2 separate regions of the Mus musculus genome follow, and region 2 is linked to region 1. The links are chromatin contacts, found by Hi-C or POLR2A ChIA-PET in ENCODE. All regions are on one chromosome and are shown on one strand. The core of a region is the stretch at or near the end of the contact, and the rest is flanking DNA. Distances in the headings are between cores, read along the strand shown.

Region 1 (4,076 bases), core at 717-3,216:
AACAACAAACAAACAAGCAAACAAACAAACAAACTTCTGTAGCCACTTACTGTGGCTTCCAGAGGATGTGAATTTGGTTGCCAACATCTGAGTCAGGCGGCTCTCACTGCTTCTGATAGGCCCCTCCCCCTTTCGGAGCCCCTTTGCTGCAAGGCGACATGCACAGCTTCTAAGTAAGCACGCTCCAAGATGTGCACACCCCTTGTGTTGCTACCCCGAGGAACCCATCAATGAAACCCACATCGTGCTTGGGCAGGAGCAAGGAGGAGTTCCTCGAACCTCCGGAGAGGTTCCTCGAACCTCCGGAAAGAACAGTCTCTGACCAGGCTCTGAGAAGAACGTTGGGAGTGCAGGCTCTGAGCCACCCCTTGTGCTGGCCCCTGTCCAAGAGAGGGTGGTAGGAGTGGGGTCTTGCCCTTTGCACACGGCACGGTGGCTCATCAGCTCGTCTTCTGAGTGTGGTCCTCTTCCCAGCTGTTGCTGCCTGAATCGTGTTTCCCACGCCCAAGCCAGCCTAGCTGTCACCAGCTGTGACCAGCTGTCAGGCAGTTGTTAGCACTCCACTCTTCTCCCTGCCACGTGACAGCCCCTGACCTCAGCCAGAGACCAGAAGAGCTTTCTGACAGGCAGGCTAAAGGGCAGGCCACAAGGGAGACCTGATCAACTAGCAGGCAGGTGGAGTCCCACTATAGTGGTTCATGGAGATGAACCCCACAGTCAGACACTCAGAGAAATAGGATTGGAAGCATGGTAGAAACACACACACACACACACACACATGAGCACATGCTGCAGTGCATGCAAAGATACTTGCCAAAAAGACTGGACGTGGAGGTCATCCTGGCCACGGCGGAAAAGACTCATTTTTCCCGATTGTGAATCACAGAAACAAAGTCCCGGGAGGTCCTGGGGCATCACATCCTCATTCCTGAGAGAGCAGAACCAAGCTTCCCAGGAGCCTAGGTGAGCATGAGGCAGCTTAGAAAGGTGTGACAGAACCTCTTTCTAATCTACTTTGCCCCAAGACTCCTGCCACCTGGAGTTTTATAGCCCCTGCTGTAGATGGTAGTGCACAAAATTTCCTCAGTGCATCATCTTGGGCTCACTGAAGCCTTCTTGGTTAACACCTAAAGACCCCTCTTCCCTCTCCCCAGCTAGCCAATGGGCAAAGCCATCACCACACCACCTAATAGCTGGTTCCAAGTGCCTAGACAGCTGGGCTGATCTCTCCTTCAGTTGTCACAGTGCACACATTCACACACCATTATTGTCCTGATTCACAGATGGGAATGGCAAGGCCAAGAATTGGTTCATCCTTCATTCCACAGATGTTTGGGAATGTTGAGTACAGGCGAGGCTGGGGTTCAGCTGGTCTGTGAGCCCTACCCTCTTAGAGGCTCTGGCGCCTGTCTGAGGACGGGTCCCTGAGGGTAAAACTAACCAAGCCAGAGAAGGCGCAGGAGCCCAAGAAATCTCAGCTGCCTCCCCTGAGATAAGAGTGCTTTGTTGTGCAGGCTATTTCCTGCACTGAGGAATTCCATCTTCAGTTGTTGCACAACTGACCCTGGAAATGTCAAGAATGGTGGCTATTATTTATTAATGAGCTAACCATCTGCATGGCTACACACACACACACACACACACACACCAGCTATAAGCCTGGGACCATAAAAGGGTCTCTCAGTTTGTTAACACTGATGGTTAGAGTATAAGAGCCTCCCTCCATTGCAGGCCTACAGAGTGGCTCAGGATTGCTGGCCTGCTGTGGCCAGAGGAGATACTGCCTCATCCACCCATCAGCTCGTTTCCTGGGGCAACTGGCTTTACTGATTGGAACTCAGTTTTTGCAGGTCCTAAATGAGGACAATGGTCATAGTGCTGCCTATCTCGAGGGTTGGCGGAATGTGAGCAATGTGAGATTCCACAATGCACCAAACAGACGGCAGGGCTTTGTCCTGACTCCATGGGGCAGCAGCAGTCCCCTCTTGAGAAAACTACTTCCAGTTTTTATCTTAGAGGTTCTTTTTTAATCCAGTGCTCAGAAAACACAATTTGTATTATGCTGGTCACAGTTTCCGTGGTCTTGGCTCTTGCTTGTTGGTAGAACTTGGCACCTGTTTTGTTATAAAGAACAAGTGATCAAAAGGACAAGAGCGCACAGTAAGGACAGTGAAACAAAGGCTTGGTTTGAAAGGCAGACAAATCAGCCAGGAGCCTTACTTACACTAGGGAGGCCTGCAGAAAGCTGTCCACCCATAGGAAAGATCTTTCATCCTGGCATTGCTGCTCAAAAGAAAAAAAAACAATGTTTGCTGGTCTGAAAGCCTCATCAAAACCATTCTGAAACAAGAAATCCCAGGTTTCCTGAGTATATTCTTCCCAGGCCTCCTCATGTGAGCAGGCTAATTGTCTCTCTGTCATGGGCTAAACAGCGTCAGCTTACCCAATCCTTCCCGCACGCCATCTATGTTTTTCAGATGAGGAAGTGAGGGCCCAAAGAGGATAAGTCACTTGGTCAGTGTTACTCAGATAACAGCAGAGAATGACCAGGAAGGCAGGATCGGAAGTCTTCCAAGCCCATGTGCTGCAACAAAACTCACTGCTTCTCTTCTGAAGGAAAGGATCCGTTTTGTACCTGGTGACACCTGGATAAACACCAGGTGACAGGGACGGGCAGAGTGAGAGGAGCCTATCAACCGTGACATCCCACACTAGGCCAGAGCTTGTATACCAAGGCTCAGATTTATGGCAAGTCATTTAGAACTTGCTATTTCCTCCACCAACAAAGCCTTGCTTTTCCAGAAGGAACCACCCCAGGGTTCCTTGAATAATGAGCTCTAAAATAGTACTCACCATAACTTTCCAGGAACACAATCTGCTTGCAGGAAGTGGAGGGTGGGGGGACACTATATACTAGGGAATGCAGCTATGCCAGGGTCTCTCGCAGGCCAGAGGCAATCCTCAGAGGCCACCTTAACAGGACAAATCTTTCAGCCACTCTAACTTGTGAATAGCTGTTGCATAGCCAACGGACTCTTTTCTTTATCTCTCATACCAATATACCATCCCTGTCCTGTAAGTGATGCCTAACTCAAGTTTTCATTTCCAGTGACATACAGAAAGGAGCACCTACCCCAGATCACCCTACCCCAGGTCACACTACAGAGAGTCTTTACTTGAGAGTCAATGTTCAAGCATATGACCCAGAAATTTCACTTCCGTGTGTGTGTGTGTGTGTGAATGTATGTATATACACACAAACAAATTAAAATCTGAGATATGAAGAAGTCTATATGCTGACAGGGCATTCATTATTTATCCCAGTGAAAAGGTGACAGACAGCCCAAATATCTTTTGACAGGTAGGTAAACAAAATGGGTTATGCACATAGACAGTGAGATATTATTGAGTCTTAGAAAGGATTACAATTCAGGTAGATGTTGTAACATGAGTTAACCTTGAAAACATCATGCTAAAGGAAAGAAGAAAGAGACGAAAGGGCAAATGCTATACAGTTTCACTCAGATAAGACACCTAGACTAGTTAAATCCTAGAAACAAAAAGTGGACAAGTGGTTTCCAGGAGCTAGGATCGGAGAAGAGTTGGCAGTTGTATGGAGCTTCTGTCTGAAGAAATGGAAATGTTCTTAAAATGCATCCAGAAGCAAAAAACTACTCTAAACAGCCAGACCCATCCTGAACACAAACAGTGCAGCAGGAGGAATCACAATACCTGACCTCAAATTAAACTACTGTAATAGTGTATTACTATACACACACATACATGCAGCTACAGTAACAAAAATAGCATGAGACCGGCACAAAAATAGACAGAGACCAGTGGGATAGAATAGAGGACCCAGAAATAAACCCACACAGCTATGACCACCCAATTTTTGACAAAGAAATAAAAAATATGCATTGACAAAAAGACAGCCTCTACAACAAATGGCATGGAAAACCTGGATAGTCACATACAAAAGGCTGACACTAGATCTGTGTCTCCACTCTGAACAAAGATCTTAATGTAAGACCTGAAACTCTGAAACAACAGAAGAAACAAAGCAAGATCCAGGC
Region 2 (3,901 bases), core at 801-3,300, 220 kb before region 1:
CTTTTCCAACTGACGAGACTATCATGCTTAGATGATGGAGGCCTTCAACAGAAAAACACCGAGACTTTTCACTCCGAGCAGGAAACAATATCCCATAGTGTAATAACCCCAACAGAATGGAAGAATAGACCACTTTCAGTAAAACAAACAAACAAACAAACAAACAAACAAAAAACAAAAAAACAAAATCACAGCTTTTTCAGCCTTCTCAAGAAAACCTTTGACCAAAATCTGAGCATGATTTTGAGCATATGGGCCCCAAGTTCCAATTTGCTGTGGCTGAGATTTCACTGGTACGATGGACCAACACTCCCAGAGAAATATGTGAATTCATCGTGGCTATTTTTGCAGCACTGAAGCTGGCACACTTCCAAGCTGAGAACTTTCTGCTTTAGCAGCTCTCGGTTATTTGAGGCTGGATGACTCACTTAGTGTAACATCCTCTTGTTTTCCTCCTCCTCCTCCTCCCCGGGCCCCCTCCCACCTAAGAGGGCTGGCAGGGGCAGGAAGGGTTATGAAACTCAAGCTGCTGTTGAGGACTGCATGTCTTGTCAGTTTTTGGTAGTGCTTTGTTGGGAACCACTCTTCCTGCTCCTTCACGATCTCCTCCCTACTAGGCAGGTCACCTCTGTCTTTATGTGTGCTCTAAACCTTTTGTTCCTTCCCCTCCCAAAGTATACGCTTCCTGCATTTTATTTACCTGCTTAGACATACTACCTCTTGCTGCAGAGAGAAGGGCATTTAAAGCAGGCCGACCTTCAGCATACTCTGGACCCAGGGCAGAGTATGGCCCGGCCAGGGCTGCTAGTAAGCATTTATTTGTTAAACAGGGAAAAGAAAGGAATGAGAGAGGAGTAGGCAAGTTTCGTGACCCTTCTGTGATGATCCAGCTAGCAGAGTTCGGATGACAGGTTAGAATATGTTAGCTTGTAAGTTTCGTGATTTTTTTTTTAAGATGGGAGATATGTACATCTTGGAAATTAGGCTGTAGAGTCATACAGGGCTGAGCCGTGACTGTCTCCTTTAGGGGGGTTGTGTTTTCCAGACTGAAAGTATGTTGATGTAACCCAGAACCAGCTAGCTACTGGATGGAAAGCTTTCTCCCCACCACTGTGCACTGCCAATCATCCAGAGCCACTGCAGCAGTACTCACCGTGCACAGTCTCTCTCTCTCTCTCTCTCTCTCTCTCTCTCTCTCTCTCTCTCTCTCTCTCTCTCCATCCACCAACCACCCACCCATCTTCTGTCTGTCTATCTATTTCTATCTATCCTAGAACTTGTTCTGTAGACCAGGCTGGCCTTGAACTCACAGATCTGTTTGCCACTACCTCCCAAGTGCTAGAATTAAAGGTACGTACCACCACCCAGTGTATTTTAAATTCTTTACCCCTCTGTAAAGCAGGAATAATTATTGTCCTTTAAGGAAACTGTGGTTTAAAGTAACAAGGTAAAAATTCAAGAATACTAGTTGGATACTTCAATACCTGGTTTTCAACCAGAACTGGAAAGACTTAATTATAACTAGCAGAATATAGGCTGAGAAGACTCTATCTTTAGAGGCCCCAACAACAGAATACATATCCCTCTAGGACACAGGGAGCATTCCCCAGGATATGGTAGTCCATAGACATGCCTCAGTCTGCTCAAAAGACTTTGAGCTACACGGGCACCAAACACACTGGACCGAACTTGGAAGTCAACAACAGAGAGCATCATAGCAGTAAACAAGCACAAGGAAGAGATGGAGCTGCCATGTCAAAGATGAAATCCTGAGAGAAATTAGAAACTGCTCTGAGAAAGGTGAAAACAGAAATGGTAAAGACAGCTAGGGGAAGAAGCTAAAGCAGTGGCTAGAGGGAAATTTATAGCTGTGAATCGTTGTATTAAATGGGAAAGAGGGGAGCTAGGGAGACGGCTCAGGGCTTCAGAGCGAGTGCCTGCTGCTCTTGCAGAGGATCTGAACGTGGTTCCCAGAACCCACTCATAACTCCAGTTCTAGGGGATCCGACTCCCCTTTGGGCTTCAGAGGACACTAGGCACACACATGGTACACATACATACATGCAGGCACTCGTACATACACATAATTTTTTAAATTCAAGATAAAAAGAGAATCTCATGTTAAATTCCCATCTTAAGGAACTAGGGGGAATAAAGAGAAAAAATAAATCCCAAAGCATGCAGGCGGAAGGAAACAACAAAGATTAGAGCAAATGTTAATAAACAAAAAATGGAAACAACAGAAGAAAATCGATGGAACCAGAGATTCGTGTTTCACAGAGATTGACAAAGCTGGCAAAGCTCTGTTTAGAAAGAGATGAGCTCATTTTCCCAAGGTGACTTCAATAGGGAAAGTCAGAAGGAAGATTCTGGAGGGAGGCAGAGTTGGTGTCGATGATCAGGCTGCACCTCCTGCTCCCTGCTTAGCCTGTAAGCGCTCAAGGAGCAGGAACTCCTGTCACTCATTTGCACATCCCTAGTGCTTTTACTCTGCGCCTGGCACACAAGAAAGGCTCCGGAAATGTTTGCTGAACTAAAATGAAAAGCACACTCCTCCCCATCCTTCGCCACCATCTGTGAACAATGATAAATTATGCTTCCAATGCAGATCGAGCTGAATCGCACAATTTCTGATGAGAGAAGCTGGAAACAGCAAACTGCTAGGCCTTAAAAATAAACCCTCAGCTTCAGAGATTTGGCCCAGAAATGAACCGGGTTACAGCTCCAGCCCTGACACTCAGTTTATTACCCTGGAGCCGGAGGGATGGTGCTTCTGGCTGGAGAGAGACTTGATCACCTTGGCCTGGCCCTGGGCACCGGGTGGGAACTCATCTGCCCTGTCCCTGTCTGGATTCCCAGGGCGATGGATACTGCTTATTATAGCCAGGACTGGCCCCTCCTCAGATGGATCTGATCAAAGGGAGCCCCCAGACCCAGCCTTCTCCCCACCCCCACCCCCGCCGACTCCCAGAGTGATAGGTTAGGAACAGAGTTCAAGGTCCTAACTCCATGTAGAACATAGATTTCTGCCATTCCCTGTGAGTAAAATGTGAACAATATTGATGTTAATGAACTCTGGATCCTGAGAGGCTGGAAGAGAAGGGAACCCCGATAATACTCAGTGGGACAGATGCTGCCACATGCTCAAACTGGCGTGAAGTGTAACCTGTTCCAGGACCAGGAAAGATGGCCTCGTCTTCACACATATTATCTCCTTGGCTGATTAGGAGTTGTGAGGGGAGCCTAGATCACGCGGAGGCTTCTAGAAGTTACCCTGAACTCACCATGGTAGGACAAGGAATCCAGGGATTTGGACACCCATGTCCTCTGGGCACTCCCCCGCCTCCTTAGGCTACTTGGGCCTCTGCATGTGTGAATTTCCCAGGAAGAATGCGTGTGTGGGGCAGGCAGACACTAGTGCGCATTCGTGTGTGGTTCTCCCAGGCGCAAAGGCAACAGCTGCTTTCCCCCTCGTCTCAATTTAAAGGTGGTTCCCGGGGAAGCTTCAGATGTGGAATTGACCCTAAGTTGAAAAGATCTTTTTAGGGCAAGAGCTTTGTTCTTGTGAATTTTCTGCCTCACCAACCATGGGGAATGTGAGCCGGGAGGGAGAAGTCTGTTAAAGAAGTTGGTCATTCATTTCAAGAGCCAGGGGCCTTTCTGCAGAAGCATCGCCTCCCATTCTCTCCGCCTTTTGATCCCCTGGGGCTCTGGACAGGAAGGCGCAGGGCAGTGGCCCTGATCCCCAGAACCTTCCCACCTGCCGTTATGGGGTGCAGAGAAGGTCTTCAGCTTGTTGTTAAAAGGAGCTTTCATTCTTTTTTTGAAATTAATAATCTCCAATTCCTATATTATAAGTTAGAAAAATATCCACCTTTTGCCCCCAAGAAAGTGATGAACA

Evidence for each region. Hi-C counts contacts between places; a loop is a spot of excess contacts on that map. ChIA-PET counts read pairs that join two places held with the same protein, here RNA polymerase II (POLR2A).
Region 2: a loop to region 1 is called in a map of heart, with 2.3 times the contacts of the local background. The contact joins two enhancer-like sites. A Hi-C loop is called at or near these places in 1 of 37 maps with a recorded cell type or tissue (heart). POLR2A ChIA-PET finds 5 or more read pairs at or near these places in 1 of 5 experiments (embryonic stem cell).

The regions. Positions count from the first base shown.
Region 1 is chr12:12,991,866-12,995,941 of GRCm38, reverse strand. It overlaps Gm35208 (a long non-coding RNA gene), which reads right to left. Exons shown (of 4, transcript XR_381277.3): 2 at 2,444-2,645; 3 at 2,225-2,283; 4 at 1,593-2,114. Among named protein-coding and RNA genes, the nearest start is that of Gm35208, 6.5 kb to the right of the region's middle. Within about 2 kb of position 1,966, at least 1 of the 3 ENCODE cell types and tissues checked has a DNase peak (open chromatin) inside an H3K27ac peak, as active enhancers do.
Region 2 is chr12:13,208,826-13,212,726 of GRCm38, reverse strand. No RefSeq gene overlaps it. Among named protein-coding and RNA genes, the nearest start is that of Gm24208, 30 kb to the right of the region's middle. Within about 2 kb of position 2,050, at least 1 of the 3 ENCODE cell types and tissues checked has a DNase peak (open chromatin) inside an H3K27ac peak, as active enhancers do.